Linked DNA regions of Homo sapiens: all the other regions are linked to region 2. A link is a contact called in ENCODE Hi-C or POLR2A ChIA-PET data. All regions are on one chromosome and are shown on one strand. Each heading gives the region's core, a stretch centred on a gene start or an enhancer-like site at or near the end of the contact. The rest is flanking DNA. Distances are from core to core; before and after follow the strand shown.

What was found. Hi-C counts contacts between places; a loop is a spot of excess contacts on that map. ChIA-PET counts read pairs that join two places held with the same protein, here RNA polymerase II (POLR2A). Pooled maps may share reads with other maps.
Region 1: a pooled map shows a loop between it and region 2 (2.1-fold over the local background). The contact joins the enhancer-like site here to the promoter of ACOT4 in region 2. A Hi-C loop is called at or near these places in 1 of 50 pooled maps. POLR2A ChIA-PET finds 5 or more read pairs at or near these places in 3 of 52 experiments (AG04449, H1 and activated CD4-positive, alpha-beta T cell).
Region 3: a pooled map shows a loop between it and region 2 (5-fold over the local background). The contact joins the promoter of PTGR2 here to the promoter of ACOT4 in region 2. A Hi-C loop is called at or near these places in 2 of 50 pooled maps. POLR2A ChIA-PET finds 5 or more read pairs at or near these places in 5 of 52 experiments (BJ, CD4-positive, alpha-beta memory T cell, WTC11 and 2 more).

Annotation. Positions count from the first base shown.
Region 1 is chr14:73,268,442-73,271,162 of GRCh38, forward strand. PAPLN (papilin, proteoglycan like sulfated glycoprotein) reads left to right here. Exons shown (of 27, transcript NM_001365906.3): 26 at 116-282. Among named protein-coding and RNA genes, the nearest start is that of PAPLN-AS1, 24 kb to the left of the region's middle. Within about 2 kb of position 1,355, at least 19 of the 41 ENCODE cell types and tissues checked have a DNase peak (open chromatin) inside an H3K27ac peak, as active enhancers do.
Region 2 is chr14:73,590,333-73,593,369 of GRCh38, forward strand. It overlaps ACOT4 (acyl-CoA thioesterase 4), which reads left to right and starts at 1,541. Exons shown (of 3, transcript NM_152331.4): 1 at 1,541-2,084. The coding sequence starts at 1,628. It also overlaps a transcript of HEATR4 not described here. RefSeq lists an enhancer at 1,775-2,274 and a silencer at 2,086-2,155.
Region 3 is chr14:73,850,187-73,853,249 of GRCh38, forward strand. It overlaps PTGR2 (prostaglandin reductase 2), which reads left to right and starts at 1,645. Exons shown (of 10, transcript NM_001146154.2): 1 at 1,645-1,757. RefSeq lists a silencer at 1,379-1,781 and an enhancer at 1,391-1,440.

The DNA of each region.
Region 1 (2,721 bases), core at 105-2,604, 320 kb before region 2:
TGCTCTCAAGGGGTGGGAACGGTTGGCTCTGGAATGGCCTTTGATTACCTCTTCCCTCTGTCTCCCAGACCTCCAGAGGCCCTTGATGGCTCTCCCAGTGTCCTCTCTCCTCCAGGAACGGGCTACCTGTGCAGGCTGATGGCCACCGTGTCCACCAGTCCCCAGATGGCACGCTGCTCATTTACAACTTGCGGGCCAGGGATGAGGGCTCCTACACGTGCAGTGCCTACCAGGGGAGCCAGGCAGTCAGCCGCAGCACCGAGGTGAAGGTGGTCTCACCAGGTAGGAAAGGTCTATATCCGGGGATGGGAAGGACATTCCCCAGTAGATTTACTGGTTCTCAAGGGCTGGCTCTGCAGTCTGAGGGACTCTGGTTTGAATCCTGGCTCACCCTGCCAGTTGCTGGTAGTGTGACTTGGGGCAAGGGGCTTACCTTCCTGAGCCTCATTTTCCTCCCGTCTACAGTGGGGCTGCTCCACCACCTGAGAGGGCTGTAGTGGAGATGAAGGAAATGATGCTCTGCTGGGCCCCTGGAGATAGCTTAATAGACATTAATGCATGCAGGACATTCAGACTCACCGATTTTGAGACATATGACTGACTGGAATTTCATTATAAAACTTAAAACTTAAGGCAGACCACTAAAATCTGTCCACTCTAATCCACTCTAAACCACTAAAATCTGGCCACTTTATGGCCGTTTGACCATATAACCCAGAAAGGAAAGGGCAGGGATTATCATCACCATTTTACAAATGAGACAGGTATGCAGAGAGCGTAAGTGGTGTTTCCACCGGTCACACCGCAAATGTGGCCTACCTGGGACTAGAGCCCATGTCTTTTGACTCCCCATGTTTTTTTTTTTTTACCCCCACGAAATTACTATACTTGTACCTAAGTGGAATCTTACTTGCATCATTTGATATTTGATATTGTAGCCTTACCTCCTCTAGCTACTACTCTATCATACTTCAACAAATCCAAATTGCCTGTAAGATGCATTATTTTTGTACCAAGAAAAAAATGCTGCCAGTGAAACGACACAATTCTGATACCATCAATTAGGATGCAAACCAACTTGAGAGATGTGAAAATAAGTGCATATCAGAACTGATGAAACAGATTGTGGTTCAGAGTTCACACTTACAAGAGATATGTTCAAATAAGCAGGAGGGAAAGGGGGACAGGGCTTTGCTCGTCCCCCAGCCTGTGCTTCCTTGTGTCCTTGGTTCTTGTTCACGGAGGGACTGAAGACAGAGTGGTACCTCGGGCCAAGCTGCCAATTCTCACAGGCCTGATACAGACCTTGGGGGAGTATGCCAGGCTCGGAGGTGCCAGGGCCCTTCCTGCCTGGTCTTCTGGGCATTCCTGACAATCAGGGCTGCAGCGCCATGCCAGGAGCACGGTTACACTCAGAGGGGCAGGCCTGGCTGCTTCCTGGCTGCCAGGCTGAGGGTGGAGACTGGCCAGTACTAGAAGTTGAAGGTCTGGCTGAAATGTTGCTTTGTGAGTGGGACTGACTTGTCGGCTTCCTGTCTATGATCTCTTTAGAGATCGCCTCCCCAGGGCCCAGCTCAGTGCTTGGCATCACTAGGTGCTCATGTTGTGGCTGGAAATGTTGTCCAGCGGCTTTTTTCTCACCTGTTGCTCGGCGAGCGGGAGGGAGGGTTACAGGGTTCCTTCCTGCCGCTTCGCCAGCCCGCCGCCTTGACCTCTGTCCGGGGCCTCGCTCGGCCCACCGTCTCGCTCCGCCCACTTGGCCGGGCAGGCTGCGCTCCGCTGACCCGGATCCCGCACTCGTGGCGGCCCCGCGCTCAGCGCACGGCACAGGCGGCTTCCGCACTGGGTGCTAACGTATAGACAAGGGGAACATGGTGGCGCCCGAAAACTCGGAGATGCCAGCAACCGCGGAGCCCCAAGGGGGTGTTACAGGGACAAATGTTCCCGCCGCTCGCAGCTCGGTGAACGGGAGCGTTAAAACTCGTTCTTCCCTCCATTCCCTCCTGCTCACCCAGCTACAAAAGCCGCGACACTCAGATACATGGTGACTAAGTGCCTGCCTGCACAATGATGGAGTTACATTGGCGAAAGCACCACACTCCAGGGACTACTTTTCACCTGTATCATGTCCAGAAAATTGACCTTGTCTACATAATAACCAAATCAAGGCTGTGTGACAAAGCAAAATGCAGATTCACAGTGAGAGAACTGTCAAGAGGACCTAGACATTATGTTTGCGATTAGCTCCAGATGGGATTACATGGAAAACCAAACTACAATGAGAAACTTGCCTGATACCTGGTCACCACGCTGAAATGGCCTGAGATGTGTGTCCCAGATGGGACAGACATGGCCTCAGTCTGGCCACTCTCCTCCGGTCCTCTGCTGGCTGCTCTCACCTGTTCATTTTTTGTTGGGTCATACGGTGTGCGGCTGCCTGACCCTGCCCTACTCATGGTTGGGTGGCACATTGAATTTCAGTGTTAGCACCAGGGTAGGAGGCCTTGGGGTGGTCAGGCTGAGGTAAAAGGGACATAGCTCTACTGGGAGGACTTCTCAACATCGCTGTGAAGTAGGTTGCTGTTGCTGTTATTAGTCCCATTTCACAGATGAAGAAATGTGCATAAAGGGCTTAAGCAACTTGCCCAGAGTTACCCAGCTGGCAAGTGGCAGAGCCCGGATTGAGCCCGGGCAGTATGGGTCCAGAGCTGGTGTGCTTAA
Region 2 (3,037 bases), core at 291-2,790:
GCTGATTGGTGTGTTTACAATCCCTTAGCTAGACATAAAGATTCTCCAAGTCCCCACCAGACTCAGGAGTCCAGCTGGCTTCACCCAGTGGATGCCGCACGGGGTTCGCAGGTGGAGCTGCCTGCCAGTCCCGCGCCGTGCGCCCGCACTTCTCAGCCCTTGGGCGGTCGATGGGACTGGGCGTTAGTGGAGCAGGGAGCGGAGCTCGTTGAGGAGGCTCGGACCGCGCAGAAGCTCACGGCGGGGGCGGGGGCTCAGGCATGGCGGGCTGCAGGTCCCGAGCCCTGCGCCGCGGGGAGGCAGCTAAGGCCCGCTGAGAAATCGAGCACAGCAGCTGCTGCCCCAGGTGCTAAGCCCCTCACTGCCCGGGGCTTGCGGGCCGGCCGGCCGCTCCAAGTGCGGGGCCGCCGAGCCCACGCCCACCCGGGACTCGCGCTGGCCCGCAAGCCCCGCGGGCAGCCCCGGTTCCCGCCCGCGCCTCTCCCTCCACACCTCCCAGTAAGCTGAGGGAGCCGACTCCGGCCTTGGCCAGCCCAGAAAGGGGCTCCCACAGTGCAGCGGCGGGCTGAAGGGCTCCTCAAGCGCGGCCAGAGTGGGCGCCAAGGCCGAGGAGGCGCCGACAGCGAGCGAGGGCAGCCAGCATGCTGTCACGTATCACTAGCACTTTGGGACTACAGAGGCAGGAGGATAGTTTGTGCTCAGGAGTTCGAGACCAGCCTGGGAAACAGGGTGACACCTCCTCTCTAAAAATAAACATTTAAAAATTAACGTGGCATGGTGGTGCGCTGTCTGTAGTCACAGCTACTCCGAAGGCTGAGACAGGAGGATCACTTGAGCCTGGGAGGTGGAGGCTGCAGTGACCTGTGATCGAGCCACCGCCTTGCAGCCTGGATGACAGAGAGAGACCCTGTCTCAAATACAACAAAAAAGCAGGCCGGGCGCAGCGGCTCACGCCTGTAATCCCTAGCACTTTGGGAGGCCAAGGCGGGAAGATCACTTGAAGTCAGGAGTTCAAGACCAGCCTGGCCAACATGGTGTAACTCCCTCTTTACTAAAAATACAAAAATTAGCGGCATGGTGGCGCGCGCCTGTAATCCCAGGTACTCGGGAGGCTGAGGCAGGAGAATCGCTTGAACCCAGGAGGCGGAGATTGCAGTGAGCCGAAGCGCCACTGCACTCCAGCCTGGGCGACAGAGGAGACTCTGTTTCAAAAAAAAAAAAAGTTAAAAACAAAACCTTCCATGGAGCCCATGAAAGGCTGGAATTTGGCTTGATCTCATTGGCTTTTGGTTTCACCACAAATTGATCATCCAACAACTTTCATTCCAACAACCGAGGGTGGTGTGAGGCAGAGAGGCTTTCTACGGGGTGGGTTGGGCGCCACACCTTGCGCGCCCCGGGGCCCAAGGAGACGACCCTGAAGAGGAGCCTGGCTACTTTTGCCTCAGACGAGTCCGGAGCGCCGGGTTAACCGGTCTGAAGTCCCAGGGGCTTTCTGGGACTGCTCAGCCACCGGCAGCTTCCGGCACCAGGGGACGCCGGACGCCGTCCGGACATTCGGCGCGCTTGCCACGATCTTGGACGGGTCTCGGGCCTCGACCTTTGAATTCCCCGCTCCGGCTCCAAGATGTCAGCAACGCTGATCCTGGAGCCCCCAGGCCGCTGCTGCTGGAACGAGCCGGTGCGCATTGCCGTGCGCGGCCTGGCCCCGGAGCAGCGGGTTACGCTGCGCGCGTCCCTGCGCGACGAGAAGGGCGCGCTCTTCCGGGCCCACGCGCGCTACTGCGCCGACGCCCGCGGCGAGCTGGACCTGGAGCGCGCACCCGCGCTGGGCGGCAGCTTCGCGGGACTCGAGCCCATGGGGCTGCTCTGGGCCCTGGAACCCGAGAAGCCTTTTTGGCGCTTCCTGAAGCGGGACGTACAGATTCCTTTTGTCGTGGAGTTGGAGGTGCTGGACGGCCACGACCCCGAGCCTGGACGGCTGCTGTGCCAGGCGCAGCACGAGCGCCACTTCCTCCCGCCAGGGGTGCGGCGCCAGTCGGTGCGAGCGGGCCGGGTGCGCGCCACGCTCTTCCTGCCGCCAGGTGAGCCAGGCTGCTGGCGGGTGGTGTGAGCGTCAGTGGCCTGAGTCTCCGTTTGTTTCCAGTGCTGATTTAGCACTGGTTTGGTTTTGGAGCAAGATCAGAGAAGCTAACATTGACTATGTCAGTGGCCACTCTACCAAAATAGAGGGTTTGGTACCGGGCGTGGTGACTAACGCCTGTAATCCCAGCACTTTGGGAGGCCGAGATGGGCGGATCACTTGAGATCAGGAGTTTGAGACCAGACTGGCCAGCATGGTGAAACGCTGACTCTACCGAAAATACAAAAATTAGTCCAGCCTGGTGGCACACGCCTGTAGTCCCAGCCACTCGGGAGGCTGAGGCACGAGAATCGCTTGAACCTGGGAGATGGAGGTTGCAGTGAGCCGAGATCGCACCACTGCACTCCAGCCTGGGTGACAGAGCGAGACTCCGTCTCAAAAAAAGAAAAAAGAAAAAAAAGGATTTTTTGTTAGGCTGTGTACTACGGTTTTTACTTGCATTCTATCAGTTAGTCTCTATAATATCCCAATGAAGTTGGTATTGTTATTCTGCAGATGAAAAAACAGGTTCAGGTCGTCAGGTACATTATCCACTTTGCTATTAATCACTACCCTACAGATTTCTACAGGCATCAGCCTGACTTGTCTAAGGCAGAATGATGACAGTGAATGAAGCTATTACCATGTCGTCTTCTCTAGTGTTCTAGGCACACTGTCTCTTCTCCACTTCTTCATGTGCTGCTTTATCACAGGTCACACTTCAGACTCCACTGCCTTTCTCACCTAAAACCATCTCTGGGTATTTCTTTTTCTTTCCTCCCTTTCTACATAGACATCTGAAATATCAGTACACTAAAAACCAGAGGGCTGATGCAACAGAACATAAAGTTTTGTTTCAATCTTTTTTCTTTTCTTTCTTTCTTTTTTTTTTTTTTTTTTTTGAGACAGTGTCTG
Region 3 (3,063 bases), core at 395-2,894, 260 kb after region 2:
CTTAACTTCGGTTTCCTCATTCGTAAAATGGTAATAATAATAATAGGGCTGTTTTGAAAATTAAATCATGTAGGCAAAAAATCATATAAGGCATTATCCAACTCAAACTACGCATTATGTAAATGATAGTAATCCTTGGTGTTAGAGAAAATTTAGAAGAAGAGGATAAACTGGATAGAAATGTACCTATAAATCCTCTACTCATCTCTTGAATTTTTGGGAACTCATTTTGGCGAGAAAAATCACACTTGTTACAAGGAGTTCACAGACCCTAGAATCAAGAGAGCTAAAACTAATTAATACACATACATATATTTAAAATTTTTGAGACAAGGTATCAGTCTGTCACCCAGGCTGGAGTGCAGTGGTGTGATCAAGGCTCGCTGCAGCCTACTGAGCAGCTGAGAGACTACCAGCAAGCACCACCACACCTAGCTAATTTCATTTTATTTTTTATTTTTTGAAGAAATGCGGTTTCACCACGTTGCCCAGGCTGGTCTCGAACTCCTGACTCAAGCAATCCACCTGCCTCTGCCTCCCAAAGGTCTGAGATTACAGGCGTGAGCCACTGCGTCCAGCCCCAAAACTAATTTAATATTGCAGGGCTTCTTTTCTATTTTGAAAGTGTTTCTTTTAAATCAAGTTCTAGATTACCTTTATTTTATACTACTACTTTTTGTCTATTTGAGCATTTTATTTTTCATCATTTGGTTTAAGTCATTACAAAAGGCATTGAAGGTCTGTCTACCTGTCCATGACAGATAAAAGAGATTAGCTCCTGTCTGAAAATGTTTGCAAAGTAGTGTAATTCTCCTAGTCCTTCCTGAAGCTTTCCCAAAGAAGCAAAAATATTCAGACATAAAGCTACCAGGAACTCCAACCTGTTTGATCACTATTCCCTTGCTCACCAACCTAGTCATCTTTCAGCTACTCCATGCATGACTTGTGCTGAGCTATTAGCTCCCACATGAATACAAGCAATTCTTATACCTGCCTAATTCAGATGATCTTTCTTAGGGTTTGAAGTCCCTGGGGATCCGAAGCTGTCCTAGGTATACACTTCTCTCAACCCAGTCCAGCACAAAAGGAGACGACTAACGATGAATGAAATTGAGAAATCAGCCCACACTGGTAATCTTGGAGGAATTTGGTATTCTTCGTGAAATAAAAGAGGCGCAAAGGGGCCCTGGATTAGGGTCCGGAGAGAGGGGTTTTATCCCAGCACTGCCCCTAACCAGCTGAAAGGTAGGTGGTCCAATCACATCAGCTCTCCGAGACTCAGTTTCCCCATCTATAAAACAAGGAGTAGGCTTGACGGTCCCTGTCTCACTATAATTTCCCAATCGAGGTTCAGGGAGAAATCCACAAAACTAATAAAACTTCTTCACGGACTGCTAAATGTGAACTCACTGGTCAAGGCTGCAAGATTTGCTCTTTGGGTCAAGGCAGTAGGGGCGGCCACAAGGAACCAATCTCAGTTAAGTTATTAATGCACTTTGCCCAGACTAGTAACTCTCCCCTGACGTTCCGCATTTCCCTTGCTTCTCCCGGAAACGTGGGGCGCCCAGGAATCCTAAACTTCCAATCCCTAAGCTTCCAAACCCCGCCCCTGGGAGGGGAGGGGGCGCGGAGCCGGGCCTAGTCGCGCGCCTGCGTACTGCGGTCAGAGGGCCGAGGCCTGGGGGCGAGCTGGGGTCGTGCAGTACAGCCTCTTTCCGGCAAATCACGCGAGATTTCGTTCACCCGGGCTCCACAGGGTCAGTGACGCGCGAGCGGCTCCCGCGACTGTGGCTCCCGAAGCTGCTTCGGGCCCCAGCGGTGAGGAAGAAGACTCTCAACCAGGGTGACTTCTAGGCGTCCTCCCGGAGCTACCGGGGACACTGGCGTTATTGCCCGCAACACTGAGATAGGGAATGCTCGAGAAACAGAAGCAGGTTTTGGGGTTTTTTTTGAATTACTGGGGGAAAGCAACCTGAGGTTTTGACGTAATTGTGTTTGAGGTGCCTCTGAAACTTTCATTTAACACAGATTTGTTGAGCACGTACCATGCGCCGGGCATAGGGGATTGGACTCACATTTTTTTGTGTGTGTGACGGAGTCTCGCTCTGTCTGTCGCCCAGGTTGGAGTGCAGTGGCGCGATCTCGGCTCACTGCAGCCTCCATCTCTCGGGTTCAAGCGATTCTCCTGCCTCAGCCTCCCGAGTAGCTGGGATTACTACTGCGCCCGGATAATTTTTTGTATTTTTGGTAGAGACGAGATTTCACCGTGTTAGCCAGGATGGTCTTGATCTCCTGACCTCGTGATCTGCCTGCCTCGGCCTCTCAGAGTGCTGGGATTACAGGCGTGAGCCATCGCGCCCGGCCTGGATTCACATCATTGAACAAAGCAGACGAGTCCTTATCCTCTTAGCGCTGACGAGCTGGGCAGTTAGTTTGAAATTCTGGGCTAGAGACGCAAATTATTATTAATTTCCATATAAAGTGGTTGGTAGGAGGAGCCACAGGGCTCAGGGAGGTCACTGAGAAAGGGAAGAGCAAGATAGGAATCTCCACATGCAAGACTTCGGGAGGGGAAGGGGGAGACCAGAAAACCGGAAGGGGAGGAGAAGACTGGCAGAGAGATCCAGAAAGACACGTGGTTTGTTTGTTTGTTTTTTGAGACAAAGTCTCGCTCTGTTGCCCAGGCTGGAGTGTCCTGGCTGGATCTCGGCTCACTGCAGCCTCAGTCTCCTGGGTTCAGGCAGTTCTCCAGCTTCAGCCTCCTGTGTAGCTGGGACTATAGGCGCCCACCACCACGCTTAATTTTTGTATTTTTAGTAGAGCGGGGTTTTCCCATGTTGGCCAGACTGGTCTCGAATTCCTGGCCTCAAGTGAGCCTCCCACCTCAGCCTCCCAAAGTGCTGGAATTACAGGTGTGAGCCACGGCTCTGGGCCCAGAAAGATACGTTTTATAACAAGGCGTGGTCAACAGGGTTGCTAGTGGCAGAATAATCGCACGAAATAAGGGTATTAAAAGGTATTAGGAAGCTCATGTGATGGAAATAGCAGGTGCCGTGTTGGAGT